Linked DNA regions of Homo sapiens: region 2 is linked to region 1. A link is an interaction called in ENCODE POLR2A ChIA-PET data of the cell type or tissue named here. Cell type or tissue: CD4-positive, alpha-beta T cell. All regions are shown on one strand.

Region 1 (8,000 bases):
ATTTCTTAAGCTGGGTTGTCAGTACATGATGTTAAATATTATTTGTGATTTTTTAAATATGCCTGAGATATTTCATAATATTAAAATATATTAATTCAATTTCTGGAGCCAGCTCTACTGAACAAGAAGTTTGGAAATCTCTAGTTCTCATGTATGATAACATTTTCCAAACAACTAAAATAGAGCAAGGGAAATCTCCAAACGAATGTGCAACAAATCAGGTTCATAAGGATATAATTTAAAACAATATGTCTGTTTTGTTAGCTATAAAATAATGTTAAAATTATCCAGTAACAACAAGACTAAGAAAAACCATTCTGTGCTCAATTTTTCAGCACAAATAAAATATGAGCATTTAATACAATATTTGTAATAGCTACCATTTCATATTCTTTAGAGTTATTTGGCAACAATACCTTTCAGGGATAGAAATGCAGCTTAAATAATCTTCCTTTTCTGAGCAAAGAAAAAATAATAATTCCAAATGTATCACAGCTAAAGAAGAAAAAAAAAAGCCCAACTGTTAAAAGAAAAAAATCACCATATAGCCACTAATACTTTTTCCCACTTAAAAATGTACTGTTACCTCCTCCAACTAACTTAATTTGGACATTATCTACTTATGAAGCTACGGAAAATAGGCAGGAAAAAAATCATACCTTCCTCATATTTTCTGCATCCATGGCAACTATTTCCAGCTGGTCTCTCTCCTGCTCGACTTCTGTCAATCTCTGCAACAATGTCTCTTTCTCATCCCGCAGCTTCCTGCACTCATTCTGGGCCTGAGTTGCCTGGCCTTTAATGGTCCCCAGGTATTCTTGCAACCCACTGATAACACCTTCTAAATCCTTCTTCAGGGCTTCATTTGCTGCTATCTGGCCTAAGCAAGATGCAAAAAGGGTAATAATATATCTTTTTAAAGTACTGCATTGTCTGCTCAGCATTTTGTTATAAGCCAAGAGTGAAATTCTAAGCTTTCAATTCTTTCCTATCATTTTTCTTTTTCAAAACATAATGTTAAATTTTCTTCCTATTATAGATAGCAAAGGAGTATTAAGCAGGTATAAAATAAAAATAGTACATTTAGGGGGCAATGCTTATAAAATGCCTGATTCATGCTGTAAAAAGTTTAATTTCGGCCGGGTGTGGTGGTTCAAGCCTGTAATCCCAGCACTTTGGGAGGCCAAGGCAGGCGGATCATGAGGTCAGGAGATCGAGACCATCCTGGCTAACACAGTGAAACCCCGTCTCTATTAAAAATACAAAAAATTAGCCGGGCATGTGCCTGTAGTCCCTGCTACTCACGAGGCTGAGGCAGGAGGATCACTTGAACCCAGGAGGCAGAGGTTGCAGTGAGCCAAGATCACGCCACTGCACTCCAGCCTGGGTGACAGAGCGAGGCTCCGTCTCAAAAAAAAAAAAAAAGTTTAATTTACAAATAAAATAAAAAATATGTACCAAAACTGTGAGTTCTTGCTGCTAAATACAAAGAACAAGACCACCTAGTATATAAGATGAATCCAAGACTGGCAACATAAATGTGTAACCTAAACACTTAGAACACAAACACACACATCCCATGTACAGTACTGGATACGCACTATGTGCCAGGAACTTTATGAACACTATCTCTCTCTTTTTTTTTTTTTTTCAGACAAAGTTTCACTCTGTCACCTAGGCTGGAGTGCAGTGGCACAATCACGGTTCACTGTAGCCTCAACCTCCCTGAGCTCAGGTGATCCTCCACCCTCAGTCTCCCAAGCAGATGGTGCCACAAGCACACATACCACTACGCCTGGCTAATTTTTTTTTTTTTTTTTTGTAGAGACGGGGTTTCGCCATGTTGCCCATGCTGATCTCGAACTCCTGGGCTCAAATGATATGCCCGCCTCAGCCTCCCAAAGTGCTAGGATTACAGGCGTGAGCCACCACTCCTGGCCTATGAATACTAGCTCATTTAATTCTCCCAACAACTAATGATTGAGATAAAAACAACTTGTCCAAGGCGACACAGCTGACAGTAGCAAAACAGAGAGCAGGATCTTTTTACACTGAGCCCTATGTGTAAAAACCACTATGGCCTATTGTCTTCCTTTTCCACTATTATGGATATGTCGCAGTTTAAATCAGCATTGCAAAACTAGATCCTAAAACTCTTTCTTCTTATAACCAGACACTGAATTCCCTGATGCCAATGGGTGCTTTGCTCCTGAATGGATTTTATGTCATAGACAATCACATGCCAGAGCTTATCATGATCACGTATTGACTTCTGGCCTACTGACTGGAATGACCTGACTCACTAGGCATCAATGCCACAAAACAAAACAAAAACAAAACTCTTAAAATTGCATTAACTACTTTTGGGTATCCTGTAAATATTTCCCTATCAAATACTAGTACTAATAGGTGAACTGTATTTAGCTACTATCTGGATTAATGCTTGTCTTTATAATGTTTCTTTTACCAGCAATAACACTGATTTACCTTAAATCATACTGAAAGTCTTACCTTCAGTAAGCTGTTCTTCAAGGTCCTTAATCTCTTCCGTTTCCTTAGCAATTCTAGAAAGTATCTCATCCAAACGACTTTCAAGTTGTTGGTACTGCTTGTTCATAATGTCAAGCTGTTGTTCTTTACCGCTCTTTTGAGCCTTCATATGGGACTGAATTAAAAAAAAAAATCAACAAAACTCCAAGTTCCTTAAACTCCTTTAAAAGTAATAACCCTTAACAACATTTTTAAAGGAAGAATAGAAAATAAATATAATAATTTGCATCTATTTGTGTCAGGCCCTATATTGTTTTCACATGGGTAGTTTTCATTTAAATTTCAGGATAACTTGATACGGAAATCATTTCCACTTTACAGGTGAGAAAACTGAGGATCAAAGAGGTTAAGTGGTTTTTCCAAGGGCACAGCTAGGTAGGTCAGTGTTATTTGCGTTGCATTAAATTGTCTCTCTCTCTCTTTTTTATTTATTTATTTATTTATTTTGAGATGGAGTCTGACTCCATCACCCAGGCTAGAGTGCAGAGGCACGATCTCAGCTCACTGCAACCTCCGCCTCCTGGGTTCAAGCAATTCTCCTGCCTCAGCCTCCCAAGTACCTGGGACTACAGGTGCGGGCCACCACACCCAGGTTGTTGTTTGTTTTTACTTTTTGTTGTTTTTTTTAGTACAGACGGGAGTTTCACCATGTTGGCCAGGCTGATCTGGAACTCCTGACCTCAAGTGATCTGCCGGCCTTGGCCTCCCAAATCGCTGGGATTACAGGCATGAGCCACCGTGCCCAGCCTAAAATGTGTCTTTTAAAAAAGGTTTCCAAAATTAGTTGGTTATGGCATATATCTATAGAAAAAGACTTAAAAACTATATCCCAAAATGCTAACAAGAATTATACCTGGGTGGAAGGATTACATGGGGATTTTTTCCTTTTGTAATGAGTATTTTTATATTTAAAAAACTTTTATAGTAGATAAGTAATGCCTTTTTAATAAAAAAATTAAATCTACTTTTTAAAAAAGGTTTCTTAGAAGAAAATAGAGGTATGAAATAGATAAAATACTTGAAATTCAAATTCACTTTCAATCTCTTACACAAACAAACATTTGGCTTTTCAATAAACTGAGAGCTGACAGGGACCTCAAAGACCACTTAGCCCGGTGAGTCTCAAAATGGAGGGCCCTAAGGAGGTATACCCCTCTACAACTACACTTAACCCATGGTGGAAAACAGAGCTTTCACACACCCACACACCCTCCCGCACCCTGAAGTCATGGCATCAGGGAACTACTGTTAACTGAAAAGAATGGATTGTATTTCTCAGGTGTGCTAGGGAAAGCAAATCGAGAGCCAATGATCTAGTCTAACCCTTCCTTTTAAACATGAGAAAACTGAATTTCAGATCCATCAAATGACTTGCATGTCTCCTGAGGCAACTGTTCATATGGAGACAAAATAATTCCCCAGAGAACCTTTGCCCTCCCACTCACACCTTCATGACTCTTAAGTTGGTACCCACAGGATCAGAGGAATACAACAATAAATGAAGAGAAAGTTATCGAAAGAGGGAACTGTATCAGTCAGAAAAATGAACACCAATGATCTCAAGTCTAAGACCCATGTGATTATAAAAGAATATTACTCAATTTTATGTATTTGCTTACCCCAAATACAAGAAAGAAACGTCTCTTCATTTCTGATGAACAAAAGAGTGGCAGCTTAACTGGAAGGTTTTTAATTTACTACTGGTAAAGCTTTATGGTATTTTGCAAACTCTTTTCCCTACACTCCCAAAATACCCATTTGAAATCTTTCTGAAAAGTTAACTACATATAACAGCTTACATTCTAAGTAAATTTCGGGTTTTTATGGCTCAAGAAATAATTTCTTAAAAGACTGCACTCATATCAATAAATCTTTAAAATTCACCATTAAAAATTCCACCAAAACCTTTATACGCAGGATAAAAATCTGGTTCAATATGCCAATGGTGTACATTAAATACATGGGAACAAAAGTAGATTCTGCGATTTACACCACGGTGGAGCTCACAAAAGAGTTATTGTAAAAACAGGAACTTACATCTCTGACTCCTCCTCCTTTTAAGTCCTTTGTACAGAGAGAGAAAAAATATCATACCTTAACTTAAAATTTATCCTGTTAAAACTGAGCCGTTGAGAACAGAGAAACTGTGGGCGGAACGCTTTCTAATGCTGTCTTCAAATTCATGTGCACTTCCCTCTCTGACAGCCACATTTTTGCAAGCGCCTCCGAGCCTCTGTAACTTCGCAGAGCCTCAAACCACATTCTTGGCCAAGAGTGAGCGGCGGCCCCGCCCATCCAATCACCAGCAGCCTCTGCGGGCAGGCCCCACCCTCCGCGAGTTAAATCATAACACAGGAAGCTCCCAGGGGCCAATCACGCCCAAACTTTGCAACAGATCACTACAGCTCGTTCCCTCTAGCGAACAGTTACCTTTTGCTTCCAATAGGACATTTCCCAATAGAGAAAAGCAATACAAATCTTCATTATGTTTGCTCCGGTGATAATTTGTGCTTCTATGAATAATTTTATAACTAAAATAGTCTGTGAATTTGAAACCTAGTTAAATGCTTATATTTGCTGAAAACCTGCCTAGGCTTAGTTCTGAGCTAATTTTAAAATAATCTCTTTAGACCTTTAATTGCTTTGTGAAGAGAGGGTCATTGTGGTAGCATAAGCAAGGGCTCCACCTCTTTCTAAAACAATAACTTAGGGGCAATTCACTTAATATTTCTATATCACATTTTCATCCTCTGCAAATTGAAAGAAAAATGGATAGATGTTAATAAAAGTTCCTCACCAGAACATGGAAAATACAGCACAATGTATGACACATTGTGGGCACTTAATATGTTGCTTTCTATAATATCTCATCAAAGTGAAGCTTTTACTTTTAAATTCTATTGGCTATTCAGAAAGATACTTCATCTGATTACATAAAAATTAATTAAATAAAAGTCTACCTATATCTATAGAAAAATATGCAGGCATCTCACTCTTGATTATTTCTCTTCTGCTTAAAGGCTCACATTTTGTAGCCTAAAATGGGATGCCAAACACTAGCCAATATGAAACTTTGTGAATCAGAAAAAGATGTTCCCGCTGGATAAACTTAAAAGAGATGTCCTCTGATGCTAGGACTAAGGCTGCAAACTTAAGAACTATTAGTAATTTTAATAAAATTAAAAAGGAAATTCAAATCTGGTTTGTATGTTTCATCCCCACTGCACAGGTTGATTTTAGCTAACTTCAAAACTTGGATGCCATTCCCATGTCTCATTTACCTCCTTTCCATGTATAATTCTCTACAGAAATCCAGTGGGAATTGAACTCTCTGTCCGCCAGAAATATAACAGTCATTTGTTGAAAGCAAACACATAATCCAGCTACTAATTAGACTCATAGATCACAGAACTGGAAGGGGAAGCAAAGGAGTTTTGGGTAGGATCTATAAGCTGCTTCCTTCCTCCCTTCCACAATGCAAGCATTCATAAACATAGGGCTGGTTGGTCCCTGGGGATACGGATACCAGTAGGATAGAGTTCATGTCTTCAGGGACCTTACATGGGTGGGAGATTGAACAAACATATGCAATAAAGTAAGATATTATTGACCACATTATACATTACTTAAAATACCCCATTTTTCCTCAAAATTATTTAAAATAATCAAGACTACTTTTGGTTTCAATATTAATACCTTGGTTTCAATTTTTAGGCTTTTGTTAGAAAAGACCTTATATCTGTCATAAGGTTATCCTTTATTGAAATTAGCTGGCCCACAAAAAAATATATATGATATGTACTAAAATGCTTAAAGGAACAGTTAAACAACTTGTCAAGTACTTAAAGCAATTACAATATCCTTACTATGTTAAATTCTATGATTTCTATTAATCCAGAGATCTTAAAGTTCTTTAAAAAAAAAACCCCTATTATTCAAGGTATACCAGGAGAATATGTAGAAGATATTTTTCCTTGTATTTTAGGAATATTAGCTAAAATATAAGCAATTAGTACAACTTCTTAGAGTAGAGACAGAGACAAGAGCCTGGCTGTATCCAGCCACCTGACCATATCTAGCCATATCTCAGGAAGAAACATTCCAGAGAATGTTTCCTTTTTTAAGGACAAAACAAAACAGTATGAAAAAACAAATACGTTCAGTGGAAAATTTGCAAAAAGGATTAAATAGAAGAGGTAGAAAAAGGACTCGCAACCCCCTTCAGCTTTTTCTGCTCTTAAGAAAGATGAAGGGCTGGGCATGGTGGCTCATGACTGTAATCCCAGCACTTTGGGAGGCCAAGGTAGGCAGATCAGGAGGTCAGGAGTTTGAGACCAGCCTGAGCAACATGGAGAAACCCCATCTCTACCAAAAATACAAAAATTAGCTGGGTGTGGTGGTGCGCGCCTGTAATCCCAGCTACTCAGGAGGCTGAGGCAGGAGAATCGCTTCGGCAGGGCATGGTGGCTCACGCCTGTAATCCCAGCACTTTGGGAGGTTGAGGTGGGTGGATCACAAGGTCAGGAGATCAAGACCATCCTCGCCAACATGGTGAGACCTTGTCTCTACTAAAAATACAAAAATCAGCCAGGCGTGGTGGTGGGTGCCTGTAGTCCCAGCTACTCGGGAGGCTGAGGCAGGAGAATCGCTTGAACCTGGGAGGCGGAGGTTGCAGTGAGCGGAGATTGCGCCACTGCACTCCAGCCTGGCGACAGAGCAAAAAAAAAAAAAAGAGAGAGAGAGAGAGAAAGAAAGATGAAAAAAAGGCAAGGAGAGAGAAAGGTAAGGAGCAAATCTCCCTTGCTCTGCAATACAATGAAATTCAACCACTTAAAAAAAAATAAATATACCATGCGGCCATCATTTACTGAAAGCTACCTTCTTCAAGCCCTAGGTTGTTTTGTTTTAGACATACACATTCCATATATGTGTGTGTATACACACACACACACACACACACACACATATATTTATGTATAATACACATATATATACACATACATACATTATATATACACACATATATGTACAGTTTTCCTTCAGTATCCATGGGGGATTCATCCCAGGATTCCCTGCAGATACCAAGATCCACTGATGCTCAAGTCCCTTCTATAAAATAGCATAATATTTGTATTTAACCTATGGACATCCTCTTATATATTAAAATCATCTCTAGATTACTTATAATACCTAATACAGTATAAATGCTATGTGAATAGTTGTTATACTGTCTTGTTTAGGGAATAATGACAAATGAAAAAAAGTCTGTACATGTTCAGTACAGACACAACCATCCTTTTTTTTCCTAATATATGTGATCTGCAGTTGGTTAAATCCACAGATGCAGAACCCATGGATATGGAGGGCTGACTGTATGTATATATCACTTAAATTTGTACATCAAACTAAAACAGACTTTCAGAAAGGACTCTGGACTCTGATGCTAACAA
Region 2 (8,000 bases), 340 kb after region 1:
TTTAAACATTATGTGAATTACAAAGCTATAGATTACTTTTTCTTTGTGTTTCCTCCATGTGTAGTCCTCTGTTGCTAAATTCTGTTTCTTTTTCTGTTGGCACTGATATTTGAGGAAAAAAACAGTGGAAAAATTGGTATCTAATCCTAGCAAGTAGTTAGATCATTATGGCCAAATTACTTAACCTCTCTGTATCTTTAAAATATGGGAAAGGAGGTCGGGCGCAGTGGCTCATGCCTGTAATTCTAGCACTTTGGGAAGCCGAGGCGGGTGGATTGCCTGAGCTCAGGAGTTCGAGACCAGACTGGTCAACATGGTGAAATCCCGTCTCTACTGAAATACGAAAAAGTAGCCGGGCGTGGCGGCATGCGCCTATAATCCCAGCTACTCGGGAGGCTGAAACAGGAGAATCGCTTGAACCCGGGAGGCGGAGGTTCCAGTGAGCTGAGATGGTGCCACTGCACTCCAGCCTGGGTGACAGAGTGAGACTCCATCTCAAAATAAATATATATGTATATATGAAAGGAGATATTTCTTCCTTGCTCTGAAATCCTGTGATTCTAAGTAGAAGAAGTAGAAGTTGGAGTTTGGGCCTGGGAACAGAGAGAGCTGGATATTTTTTAACTAGGCAATTAAGTAATTTTATGAAACAATATAATTATTAAAAATTTAAAATTATATGTTATTTTCCATTTGTAATGGACGTGTGTTTCTGTATATGATTATAACTAATGCCCATGTGTTAGATAATACATTTTGACAGGCAATGTAAATAATTCTTAGGCAGCATTTAGAATAACTCCAGGCAGTTCTTGCTAATAATCCCAATGCCTGTTTCCTTACATTGTATATAATATATAGAAATACTTGGTGTTCTTTTTCATCCAAGATAACTTCCAATAAACATTTGTGTATTACGGTATAAACTGTTCCTTTTTGTAAATATATCAATAGTCATTATTTAGCCATTTCCATATTAATGCATATATTAGTCCATTCTCAGACTGCTAAAAAAACTGCCTAAGACCGGGTAATTTATGAAGAAAAGAGGTTTAATTGACTCCTAGTTCCACATGGCTGGGGAGGCCTCAGGAAACTTACAATCATGTCAGAAGGCAATATGATCATGGCGGAAGGCGAAGGGGAAGCAAGCACCTTGTTCACAAGGCAGCAGGAGAGAGAGAGTGTGAGTGAAGCAGGAAGAGGCCCTTATAAAACCATCAGGTCTGGAGAGAACTCACTCACTATCATGAGAACAGCATGGGGGGCCACCCCCATGATCCAGTCACCTCCCACCAAGTCTGTCCCTCAATACCTGGGGATTACAGTTCAGGATGAGGTTTGGGTGAGGACACAAAGCTTAACCATATCAATGCATATTCAGATTGTTTCTGTTTTTATTAGTGTCTTTGTATTACCTCTTTTTCCCTTGAATTCATTTGGGATAGAAGTCTAAAAGTAGAATCACCAGATACAGAAGTATGAATTATTTTATAGCTCTTTTTTTTTTTTTTTTTTTTTTTTTGAGATGGAGTCTCACTCTGTCACCCAGGTTGGAGTGCAGTGGTGCAATCTCGGCTCACTGCAACCTCTGCCTCCAGGGTTCGAGTCTCCTGCCTCAGCCTCCCGAGTAGCTGGGATTACAGGTGTGCGCCACCACACCCGGCTAATTTTTTTTGTATTTTTAGTAGAGGCGGAGTTTCACCTTGTTGCCCAGGCTGGTCTCAAACTCCTGACCTCAGGTGATCCACCCTCCAAAGTGTTGGGATTACAGGCGTGAGCCACCGTGCCCGGCCCAATTTTATAGCTCTTCTTAGTGCCCTTTCCAGATAGATTGAATTGATGCCATACCAATATAGTGTTAAGTAACTTGCTTCTCCCTCAGGAGTCTCACCAGACTCAATTTAAATATTTTTAATGTTGAGATGTATCATTTCTCAAGACCGTTTTACAATGCATTTCTTTATTCATTAAGGGTATGTATTATGTGGTGATATTTTCTCTGAAATGCTAGACACTCTGCTGGTTTTGGAAAATAAACATTTGATTTAAAGCATTTCATGGTTTGGTTTGTCATCCTGAAGTTATTTCACACTTTATTTTCCTTGTGTTACAAGCCTGATTACTAGAACAACATCACCAGTTCTTCTAGGCTTTGATGTACTTTCTCTGTTGTGGTGATGGCTTTTCCATGTCTCTTTTGCCTCATGATTTTAAAAGATTAAGATGCAGTTGACCAAATGAGGGGGCTCATGCCTGTAGTCCCAACACTTTGGGAGGCCAAGGCAGGCAGATTATGTGAGCCCAGGAGTTTTGAGACCAGCCTGGGCAACATAGCAAAATCCCATCTCTACAAAAAAATAAAAAAACAGCTGGGTGTGCTGGCTCACACCTGTGGTCCCAACTACTTGGGAGACTGAGGTGAGAGGATCGCTTGAGCCCAGGAGGTGGAGGTTGCAGTGAGCTAAGATTGTGCCACTGCACTCCAGCCTGGGCAACACAGCAAAACCCTGTCTCAAAAAAAAAAAAAATATTAAGATGCAGTATCATCTTGGAGCTTGGAGCTCCTACTGGCAGTTGACCATTTTTTCACAACCACCTGTAGCATTTTTTTTTTTTTTTTTGAAACAGGAGCTCCTCTGTCACCCGGGCTAGAGTGCAGTGGCGCAGTCTCGGCTCACTGCAACCTCCTCCTCCTGGGTTCAAGCGATTCTCTCGCCTCAGCTTCCTCAGTAGCTGGCATTACAGGCACGCGCCACCACAGCCCGGCTAATTTTTGTATTTTTAGTAGAGAAGGGGTTTCACCATGTTGGTCAGGCTGGTCTCAAACTCCTGATCTCAGATGATCTGCCTGCCTCGGCCTCCCAAAGTGCTGGGATTACAGGTGTGAGGCACTGCACCCAGCCGCATTTTTTTTTTTTCTTTTTTGGAGACAACCTCTCACTGGGTAGCTCCATCCTGGAGTGCAATGATGTGATCTTGGCTTTCTTCAACCTCCACCTCCTGGGCTCAGGTGATCCTCCCATGTCAGCCTCCCGGGTTTAGCTGGGACTACAAGCGAGCAACCCTATGCCTGGATCCTTTTTGTATTTTTTGTAGAGACAGGATTTCACCATGTTGCCCAGGCTGGTCTCGAACTCCTGGGCTCAAGCACTCCGCCCGTCTCAGCCTCCCAAAATGCTAGGATTACTGGTGTGAGCCACTATGCCTAGGTCCTCTTGCTTTAAAAAGTTTTTTTCTTCTCTCATCAAACCTTATTTTTGAAATGTAGTAAAAACTGCAGTTACTTGGAGTGGAAGTAAATGGGAAATATTCACTGAATTCTCTAACTACCTGGAAAGTTAATATCTACAATTCTACATTTTAAGATTATTCTCTTGGTGGGTCTGTATGTTAATGTGATTTTTATTCTGATTAAATTCATCAGGTTTGCATATTTAAAATTACGCTGTGCAGTGGTTGAAAATGATCCAAAGTATTAGTTTAATTTTTCTAACAGCAGCATCCCTGGAACTGTGAAGAGAGGTATTTGTGACAGAATTGTACATGTGTTTGTGTCATCTTGTTACTTAAGAGATTGAATTCTCATTGTGGTGGAATTGGGAAACCCTGAATTTGGCAATAAACTTAGTGACTCTCACATTAGTGCCTTGAGTAAGCAATAGACAGTTTTATTGAAGAGATTAATGGCTAATGACATTGAGGTAGTTATCTTTCTCTTTCGCAATTTATTTCTGAAATGGTAAGAAAGGAATCTATTATGCTTTGTGCTGTTCAGTAGATATTTACTTATGGGATGCCTACTGTTTGAAAAACAATGTGAGGGCATACACGGATGAATTAGAGCAGTTTTTTCTTGTGGAACATACACACTGGGACCAGGAAGATGACCTGACTGAGGTAAAAGTCTCTGTGTGGACTATAGCAAATCAAGAACACTTGCCTTTCTAAAGAGTGCAGCTGGTGCTCCATTGTAATAAATTATTGCCATGTGGGTGGGATTCAGGGTCAGAGTTGTTAGATCTGACTTCAAGAGAAGCCTGAAATCTAGAGTTCTGTGCAATAGTCTGATTTTTTTTAAAGTATTATTAAGATTTTTAAGATACTGAATGGGGAGGGATTTTTTTCTTTCGTGCAGTGTGAGAGTCCACATTTCTTTAGTCCTCTTTCACCTCTATGCTGCATCACTGGTGACCTCTTTGAAAACATGTTGGGTTAGCCAGTGCAGCAAATGGGAGTCCAGAGGGGAGGCTGACATAAAGCCAGAAAGGAGCAGAGAACAGTGATTCCTAAAGGATTCTCAGGAGTAGACTTGCATCACTATAAATGGAACTCGACTCAACCTGATTATTATTATTTTTTTTTAGGGTGTAAAACTGGCACAATGTTTTCCTATAAAAACTAGTTTAAATAATTAGTTTGGATAACCTTTTTTTTTGCAAATTGTGCGAAAACATACATAACATAAAATTTACCATTTTAATCATTTTAAAGCATACAGTTGAGTGCCATTAAGTACATTACGTTGTTGTGCAGTCATCACCACTATCCATTTCCAGAACTTTACATCTTCCCAAACTAAAATGGTATCAGTTAAACACTATACAGTGTTAACTGTATAAACAGTATATAATACACTATATAGTTAAACTGTATCCAATTTTTTTGTTTGTTTTTGGGGGGGTTTTCTTTTGAGATAAGGTCTCACTCTGTAGCCCAGGTTGGAGTGGTTGGAGTACAGTGACATGATCTTGGCTCACTGTAACTTCTACCTCCTGGACTCAAGCGATTCTTCCACTTTGGCCTCCCAAGTAGCTGGGACTACGTGTGTGTGCCACCATGCCCAGCTAATTTTTGTATTTTTTATGGAGATGGGGTCTCACCATGTTTCCCAGGATGATCTCTAACTCCTGGGCTTAAGCACTCTTCTTGCCTCAGCTTCCTGAAGTGTTGGGATTACAGGCATGAGCCACCATGTCCAGCCTAAACCCTGTCAGTTAAACATTGCCCATGCCCCTTCCCCCACAGCCTGTGGCAAAACAACCATTCTGCTTGCTTGCTTGTTTTATTTTTTTTTTTGAGACAGAGTCTCAATTTGGTGCCCAGGCTGGAGTGCAGTGGCTCAATTTTGGCTCACTGCAACCTCACCTCCCAGGTTCAAGCGATTATCCTGCCTCAGCCTCCCGAGTAGCTGGGATTACAGGCATGCGCCACCGTGTCTGGCTAATTTTTGTATTTTTAGTACAGACGGGGTTTCAACGTGTTGGCCAGGCTGGTCTCAAACTCCTGACCTCAGGTGAACCAGCCTCGGCCTCCCAAAGTTCTGGGATTACAGGCATGAGCCACCATGCCTGGCCCACCATTCTACTTTCTATGAATTTGACTACTCTAGGAACCTAATATAAGTGGAATCATACAGTATTTGTTCTTTTGTGGCTGGCTTAGTTCACTTAGCATGATGTCTTCAAGGTTCTTCCATATCATAACATCTCAGAATTTTATTCTTTTTTTTTTTTTTTTGAGACGGAGTTTTGCACTTGTTGCCCAGGCTGGAGTGCAGTGGCGCCATCTTGGCTCACCGCAACCTCCGCCTCCCGGGTTCAAGCAATTCTTCTGTCTTAGCCTCCCAAGTAGCTGGGATTACAGGCGTGCGCCACCACGCCTGGCTAATTTTTGTATTTTTATTAGAGATGGGATTTCTCCACGTTGGTAAGGCAGGTCTCAAACTCCTGACCTCAGGTGATCCTCCCGCCTCGGCCTCCCAAAGTGTTGGGATTACAGGTGTGAGCCACCACACCCGGCCAATTTTATTCCTTTTTAAGGCTGAATAACTCCATTCCATGTATGTATATATGTGTGTGTGTGTATGTGTGTGTGTGTGTGTGTGTGTGTGTGTGTGTGTGTGTGTATGTATATAAAATATATTCCATGTATGTGTCACATTTTGTTTGTCCTCTCCCCTGGTTTTTAACTGCCTTCTTGCCTCTAGTTTTCCCCCCTTCAAACCTTTTTCCATGATATAGCCATAGTGATCTTTCTGATATGCAAATAAGGTCATAGTTAAACAACCTCCTAACCCAGTTCTGCAGCCAAACCTTGCCACTATTTCGCAGTCAGACTGAACTGTTTTCATAATCAGTGTTCATGTTTTAGGCAGTGCTTTTGACAAGCATTGTAAATAACTCCTAGACGGTTTTTTGAATGATTCCAAATAGTTCTTTATGACTTGATCCCAGTTCCTTTTCAATAATTTTTGTGTTGCATATAGAGATATTTAATAGTTGCTTTAATAGGTATATACCAGGGATTGGCAAACTGTGGACTGTGGGCCAAATCCAGCAGAAGAGAGTAATTGCAACTCAATAGGTCAACGTCTAAAATACTTACTATCAGGCCCTTTACAGAAAAAGTTTTGGTATATACTATTCCTTTTGTTTTGTTTTGGCCTGGCTAACTTATTCATCCTTAGGTTTAAATTAGTTAAAACTTAAAGGTTTTTTTTTTTTTGCCATGATATTCTTTCTTGAAACAGTCCTATACCAAAGCCCAGCTTAAAAACAAAAGAGGAGTGTAGTTGAAGAACCAATCATGCCAGTTCCTAAGGCACGTGTTATAGAGCATGGTCATAAATTCAGTGGAGCCTCGTCTGAGATGTTTTCTCTTCTTGTCCTCTCCTTGTATTTGCTATGGGCTTTTGTAGTGCCTGCCAGCTACTATACTGAATTATTATTGCTTGTTTAGCCTTTTTGTCTTCCCAAGTAGACTGAGTGCCATGAGAACAAGAATCCTGCCTGACACAGAAGTTCTATAAATATATGTTGAATGAATGAATGAGACCCCAGTTGAACACTGGTAACCAAAACCAAGCTCATAAAGGACCTAAAATGATTTCCTTTCCTACTCTAGCTCCTTAGGAATACAGTCACAACATGCCTGAACTGAAGGCCTTAAAGACTATCTAGGCTTACGCTCTCCGGTACAGTAGCCACTAGCGCCATGTGGTTTTTGAGTACTTGAGCTGTGGCTAGTCCAAATGGAGGTGTGAAATACTGGGTTTCAAAGACATACAATGTAAAAGAATATAAAATATCTCAATATTTGTATTGATTACATGTTCAAATGACATTTTTGACATACTGAGTTAAACACATTTAATTATTTTAACACATTTTCTTTTTTTTTTTTTTTTGAAACAGAGTCTTCCTCTGTTGCCCAGGCTGGAGTGCAGTGGTGTGATCTTGGCTCACTACAACCTCCTCCCGGGTTCAAGTGATTCTCCTGCCTCAGCCTCCTGAGTAGCTGGGACTACAGGCGTACGCCATCATGCCTGGCTAATTTTTGTATTTTTTTTAGTGGAGACAGGGTTTCACCATGTTGGCTAACATTTCTTTTTTTTTTTTTTTTCTTTGAGGTGGAGGCCCTCTGTAGTCCAAGCTGGAATGCAGTGGCGTGATCTCAGCTCATTGCAACCTCTGCCTCCCCAGCTCAAGCGATTCTCATGCCTCAGCCTTCCGAGTAGCTGGGAATATAGGCGCGCCATCATGCCCGGCTGATTTTTTTTATTTTAGTAGAGACAGGGTTTCGCGATGGTCTTGAACTCCTGAGCTCAGGCAATATGCCTGCCTTGGCCTCCTAAAGTGCTGAGATTACAGGCATGAGCCACTGCGCCCGGCCCAACATTTCTTTTTTAATGTAACTATTAGGACATTTTAAATTATATCTGCAGTTTGCATTATATTTTCTGTTGGATAGCACCGTTCTAGACCATTGGCTCTCAAAATATTGCTGATGAGTTAGAATCACCTGGCAAACTTTTAAGATTATTGGACCCTGCCTCAGATGTTCCCCAAGTTAAACTCTCTGAAAATAGGGACCTGCCTGTGTGTTTTGATAAAGTTGTATCACATGGCCATTGAGAACCAACCAAGTCCTACCCCTCTTTTTATACAGAAGGAAACAGTCTAAATAGCAAAGTGACAATAAATACAGTCTTTATTTCA

What was found. Peaks named below come from ENCODE experiments on the same cell type or tissue, not always from the same donor. Only the 100,000 strongest peaks of a DNase experiment are listed, where the experiment ranks them.
Region 2: POLR2A ChIA-PET joins it to region 1 with 5 read pairs; 5 of 35 experiments call an interaction of 5 or more read pairs at or near these places.

What each region holds. Positions count from the first base shown.
Region 1 is chr9:121,118,596-121,126,595 of GRCh38, reverse strand. CNTRL (centriolin) reads right to left here. Exons shown (of 44, transcript NM_007018.6): 13 at 2,512-2,665; 14 at 660-880. Among named protein-coding and RNA genes, the nearest start is that of CNTRL, 48 kb to the right of the region's middle. RefSeq lists enhancers at 4,526-4,725, 4,756-4,805, 4,680-5,181. In CD4-positive, alpha-beta T cell, no CTCF peak of the experiment used is centred here; a DNase peak (open chromatin) is centred at 4,835; H3K4me3 peaks cover 2,597 bases; H3K27ac peaks cover 3,051 bases.
Region 2 is chr9:120,779,544-120,787,543 of GRCh38, reverse strand. The region is part of intron 3 of FBXW2 (F-box and WD repeat domain containing 2); the gene reads left to right. Among named protein-coding and RNA genes, the nearest start is that of FBXW2, 9.9 kb to the left of the region's middle. In CD4-positive, alpha-beta T cell, no CTCF peak of the experiment used is centred here; a DNase peak (open chromatin) is centred at 3,613.